Linked DNA regions of Homo sapiens: region 2 is linked to region 1. Evidence: read pairs that join two places in POLR2A ChIA-PET (ENCODE). Cell type or tissue: B cell. All regions are shown on one strand. Each heading gives the region's core, and the rest is flanking DNA. Links, peaks and the distances in the headings are about the cores only.

Region 1 (2,500 bases), core at 1-2,500:
GCTATGGCTCTTGGATTTCGAGTACCAGAAGGACTAAGGTAGGCCCTGCCTGCCTTCCAGATGACCATCTAGGTTCAGTGTGTGGGCTCATCTGCTTGCTTGTTTTTCCAGCTGCCCGGGTGTCTTCTTGATGCAGTGTGCCAAGGTGAAGAGTCTTGGTTGGAGAGAAGGTGGGAATATAGAAGTACAAGTACAGAGAAGGGGACCTGCCCTACAGCTGGCCACTCTTTCCCCCACACTGTTGGCCATTCTACCCCACACTGGGTCTTGGGCCCATGAGAGGCAGGGCCTGGAGTGAGGTGCTCGGGTGCGCCAAGGGCCAGGTGGTAGTGTAGGGGGTACCCCGACTTAGGAAGGCCAGGCCTGGATTCAGGTCCTGCCTTCACTGTCTCCCCAGGCACAGACAAAACAGACTCTACTTACCCTCTCAGGGCCTCTTCAGAAGACGAGGCAGGAAGGGACATCGGGCCTCCCTTCCAGGTGTGACATTCTGATCAGGGTCTGTGGGACTGCTCTTCCTTGAGCTGCCTGAGACGCCAGCATTTGTTACATTTGCCTGGAGCCTGTGTTGAAGAGGGAAAGCTCTGAGTTCAGAGTGGGCAAGAAGATTTGGCTTCTTTTCCAGGCTCTGCCACACTTAACTCCGTTGAGCCTCAGAACCCTCATTTGAATTTGCCCATCCTGGCAGCCACACCTGGCCGGTGTGAGGATCACGTGGGTGGTGCATGCGAGGGCGCCCTGAAGCCGGAGAGTGCCATCCGTGCCCATCTCATGCGCTGCTCTGGACAGGCCTCACTCCCTGGTGGTGTACTGTTGCTTTTTGAAATTTGGTGACAGGCACTGCCTGCCCGCCAGGTGTCAAGCGAGTGGCACTAAAGAGCCACCCCTGGGTCACACGTCCAAAGGAAGTGCTGCTTCAGAGGGAAAGATGGAGCAGATGTGCCCCCGAGTGTTGGAGACGCAGCAGAGTGCTCCAGGGAGGAGGGGTCCTCTGACCAGGACCCGCTCACTGCTCGGGAGCTCAGGAGGGGTGGCCAGCGCCCAGGGCACGCAGGAGTGCTTTGAGAAGTGGTAAATTATAGCACCTGTTAGCAACAGATGGAAACCCGTTACCCTGATGTTGAGAAAAACCAAAAAACTTCCATTTGCCAGAAGCTTGACAGCATCTTTGTTCTTAGAACCAGTGAACCAAGTCTTCTATTTCTTACATCCCCCTAAAAGGCAAAGCATTTACTATAAACCCCCCACCCCCGCCCCATGCATGCTCAGTCAGGTTCCAGTCAGGTGGAACTCCCCTTGTTGGATTGGTTTTTCCCTTCCACTTCTTCTTTTGAAAATTGTATTGATTGGGCATTTTTTCTGATTATAAAAGTAGCCTCGCCCGTTGTGGAAGTGTGGAGCGTACAGGGAAGTCCGAAGGTAGCGGCCCCGCAGCGCAGCTCGGACTCGCCGGCCGCTCACACGCGCTTCTGCCTCTTGCTAGGAGAAAGCCTTTTTGGCTTCTTTAAATGCTTGCTTTACCTGATGCTCCCTTTTTCTAATTTCATTTCCTAATTCTGTTCCCAGTATTCTGTTATATTGTTCTCTGTGTTGGGAAGGGCGTATGAGGATGTGGCCTACATAAAAACAGCTGAAAGCTGTATTTTGTGCTGTCCAGAAAGCAGAAACACGTGTTGTAATTATTACCCGTGCAGGCGCCTGCCTCTTCCTTTTGGATGTGTTTGGTTGTGTATCACATGGGCGCTGTTCCGCTCCACAGCATGGCCTATTCACCTGTGACACCAGTCCCAGGAGGTGGCAGGGACTGTTCACTGACGTATTTGATGGGATTCATCCAGGTGTTCCAAGCCTGAAGACAGACTACACTTTGAAGCCGAGGTTGACTGTAGGTCGGCTGTAAGGCAGAGTGTATTGTTGAGGAAAGAAATCCTCCCTCGTACCCATGCATTCGGCCGGCTGTGCCGTGTGTGCTTAGCACATTGGGTACACTCAGCATTTCACACGCATGCACACTGTCCCTGGCTTTGGTTTTGAAGTTGTACCCAATAGCAGATTCAGTGTGCCCAAGGTACGCCACGCTGGAAGGGTTCAAAGACAGAAAACACCTGTATTCATGCAGCTGCACCGCTGAGCGGCCTCTCAGCCAGCTCTTTGTCTTGTTGGCCTTCTGTTGAGTAAAACAAGGCCATTTCTTCAACCCTGTTCTCTCTGTAAACCACACACTGCCCTCCCCGCGGGCCGAGGCCCCGTGTCTTCCTGGGCTCTGTTGTCCCTGTGTGTGCTCTGTGGTTCTGTGATGGTCCCTTGCCAAACTCCTCTCCCTCGTCCTTGAGTAGCCATCAGACCCCAGATCTAGAGATGTCTCTCTGCACACTGTCTCTCGATGCCCCGTCAGCACTCCTCCCAGCATCGTTCCTGTAAGTTTTGGCGTGTCCTGTCAGCTCACCCCTTTGGTCTCACAATCCAGAGTGTGACAGCCCCCAGCTGCAGCATGGGGTCC
Region 2 (3,382 bases), core at 333-2,832, 260 kb before region 1:
TCAGGGATTGTAAACGCACCAATCAGCGCCCTGTCAAAACAGACCACTCAGCTCTACCAATCAGCAGGATGTGGGTGGGGCCAGATAAGAGAATAAAAGCAGGCTGCCCGAGCCGGCAGAGGCAACTCGCTCTGGCCTCCTTCCTTAGTGTGATAGCTTTGTTCTTTTGCTCTTTGCAATAAATCATGCTGCTGCGCACTCTTTGGGTCCATACTGCCTTTATGAGCTGTAACACTCACCACGAAGATCTGCAGCATCACTCCTGAAGCCAGCGAGACAACGAACCCACGGGGAGAAAGAAACTGAACACGTCCGAACATCAGAAGGAACAAACTCCAGACGCGCCACTTTAAGAGCTGTAACACTCACCGCGAGGGTCCGTGGCTTCACTCTTGAAGTCAGTGAAACCAAGAACCCACCAATTCCGGACACAACATGACCTGGGGCAACTCACTGAAACCCCGGTGCCTCTGCTGCTGCTGCCTTTTTTGTGTGTGTGTTTTTTGGTTTTTTTTGGAGATGGAGTCTCGCTCTGTTGCTCAGGCTGGAGTGCAGTGGCACGATCTCGGCTCACTGCAAGCTCTGCTTCCCGGGTTCACGTCATTCTTCTGCCTCAGCCTCCTGAATGGCTGGGACTACAGGCGCCCACCACCACACCCAGCTAACTTTTTGTATTTTTAGTAGAGATGGGGTTTCACCGTGTTAACCAGGATGGTCTCGATCTCTTGACCTCGGGATCCGCCCGCCTCTGCCTTCTAAAGTGCTGGGGATTACAGGAGTGAACCACCGCGCCCGGCCCTTTTTTTCTTTTTTGAGACAGAGCCTCTCTCACCCAGGCTAGAGTACAGTGGTTCGATTTCAGCACACTGCAACCTCCACCTCCCGGGTTCAAGCGATTGTCCTGCCTCAGCCTCCCGAGTAGCTGGGATTACAGGCACCCGCCACCATGCCCAGCTAATTTTTTTTTTTTTTGCATTTTTAGTAGAAACGAGGTTTCACCATGTTGGCTAGGCTGGTCTTGAACTCCTGACCTCCAGTGATCCGCCTGTCTTGGCCTCCCAAAGTGCTGAGATTACAGGTGTGAGCCACCATGTCCAGGCTTCTTCTTCTTTAAAATATATCATAGCATCTACTCCCTTAGAGGAGTTATGTGAAGATTAAATGAGTATGTGTGAAGCGGTTAAAACAGTTCCTTGCACAGCACAATGTAAGTGCTATTCATATTAATTTTTTTTAATTTTTTTGAGACAGGGTCTTGCTTTTTTGCCAAGCCTAGAATGCAGTGGCATGATTGTGGCTCACTGCAGCCTCCACCTCCCCAGGTACAGGTGATCCTCCCACCTCAGGTTTTGGGGGTTTTTTGGTTTTTGTTGTTTCTGTTTTTTTAGTAGAGGGGTTTCACCGCATTGTTCAAGCTGATCTCGAACTCCTGAGCTCAAGCAGTCTGCCTGCCTTGGCCTCCCAAAGTGCTGGGGTTACAGGCATGAGCCGCCGCATCTGCCTGGTATTAATATTAACGTTAAGGGAATCTCCCCTCCCCTCCCTTCCCCTCCCCTCTCCTTTTCTTTTCCGGCGTCTCACTTTGTCACCCAGGCTGGAATGCAGTGGTGCAATCAGCTCACTGCAACCTCCGTCTCCAGGGTTCAAGCAATTCTCCTCCCTCAGCCTCTGAGTAGCTGGGATTACAGGCGTGTGCCACCACACCCAGCTAATTTTTTTGTATTTTTAGTAGAGACGGGTTTCGCCATGTTGGCCAGGCTGGTCTCGAACTCCTGACCTCAGGTGATCCACCCACCTCGGCCTCCCAAAGCGCTGGGATTACAGGTGTGAGCCACTGCACCTGGCCAATCTTTTCTTTTTAATTACAAATAACAAGAGAGAGGATTGGGGGTTAAAACTTTGGGAGAGAAAAGGGAGAAGCCACGTAAGCAGAGAAGAGATGGTTCCAAGAGTCCCCATAGAAACTTGGCCTCAGAGAGGGACAGAGACCCTTCTGCTGCTGAAACAAGGCAGCCTACAGTCCCCAGGGTGTCCTGTCCATCTCCACCATGACTCCTGCCCAGGACCACCCCAGTGCTCAAGCAGGGCAGCCTCACCTGCTTTAGCACAGAAGCCTCCTGTCGGTTTGTTTCTCTGGGGGCCTGATTCCCTGAAGCAGCAGCAGGTTTCCCACCATCTTTATCGCTTTACCTCTGCCCAGGATTGCCACACGCGGTGCATGTGGGGAAGAGCTCATTGGGGAAGATTCTGGCAGAAAGATAACCAGAAAGTTTGCACCAAAACCCAGCCTGACCTCTCTCTCCCCTAAAAATCGGGTGCATAGACTTCCTGTTCCTTGCACAGCATAGTAATCCGTTTTGTTGCTAATATTTACCAGCCTTATCCAACTGTGAGGCCAGGCTTCCTCTGAGGCCTCTGGGACCTACCCCAGCAAACGGGTCCTAGAATCTCCACTGCCTCCCTTAAATGATGGGCTAGGGAGTGACTGGGGAGACGCAGGGTAGAACCCCAAAGACGTCGTCCTCATACTGTTCCAGACAGAAGGAGCCAAGTCTTGATCTGTGCTGGCAAAGTAATTTTTCAAACTGGAATTGCTGGTAAGGCTGCTTCCCTAAAAGGCAACTCAAGTCCTGTCCTCGGCCTGCCTTTCCCTGGAGCCATGGCTCCCTGCCATTGTGCAGACACTTCTCTAGATTCTCTAGGGCACAGGGTTCTTCTAGTCCATTCTCCCCCATCTCAACCCCTTAACTGCCCTCTCAGCTACCCTCAGCCCACTCAGGATAACAATGAACATTTGGAAAACTTCTCTAATAATGCTCTAGAAAAGCAAAAACGGCGCGGTGGCTCTCGCCTGTAATCCCAGCACTTTGGGAGGCTGAGGTAGGCGGATTACTTGAGGTCAGGAGTTCAAGACCAGCCTGGCCAACATGGTGAAACCCTGTCTCTACTAGAAATACAAAAAAAAAAAAAGCCAGGCATGGTGGCGGGTGCCTGTAGTCCCAGCTACTTGGGAGGCTGAGGCAGGAGAATCACTTGAACCCGGGAGGTGGAGGTTGCAGTGAGCCGAGATCGCACCACAGCACTCCAGCCTGGGCGACAGAGGGAGATTCTGTCTTAAAAAAAAAACAAAAAACAAAAAAAGCCGGGGCGCGGTGGCTCACGCCTGTAATCCCAGCACTTTGGGAGGCCGAGGCGGGCGGATCATGAGGTTAGGAGATTGAGACCATCCTGGCTAACACGGTGAAACCCTGTCTCTACTAAAAATACAAAAAAAAAAATAAATTAGCCAGGCAAGGTTGCGCTCGCCTGTAGTCCCAGATATTCAGGAGACAGGTGGGAGGATTGCTTGAGCCCAGGAGATCGAGACTGCAGTGAGCTGTGA

Evidence for each region. Peaks named below come from ENCODE experiments on the same cell type or tissue, not always from the same donor. Only the 100,000 strongest peaks of a DNase experiment are listed, where the experiment ranks them.
Region 2: POLR2A ChIA-PET joins it to region 1 with 13 read pairs; 2 of 35 experiments call an interaction of 5 or more read pairs at or near these places.

What each region holds. Positions count from the first base shown.
Region 1 is chr22:17,794,652-17,797,151 of GRCh38, reverse strand. The region is part of intron 29 of MICAL3 (microtubule associated monooxygenase, calponin and LIM domain containing 3); the gene reads left to right. Among named protein-coding and RNA genes, the nearest start is that of LINC00528, 19 kb to the right of the region's middle. RefSeq lists enhancers at 1,271-1,340, 1,461-1,570, 2,188-2,500. In B cell, for the core only: CTCF peaks have their summits at 617 and 845; DNase peaks (open chromatin) are centred at 240 and 1,241; H3K4me3 peaks cover 404 bases; H3K27ac peaks cover 2,236 bases.
Region 2 is chr22:18,049,500-18,052,881 of GRCh38, reverse strand. No RefSeq gene overlaps it. Among named protein-coding and RNA genes, the nearest start is that of LINC01634, 22 kb to the right of the region's middle. In B cell, for the core only: no CTCF peak of the experiment used is centred there; no DNase peak of the experiment used is centred there.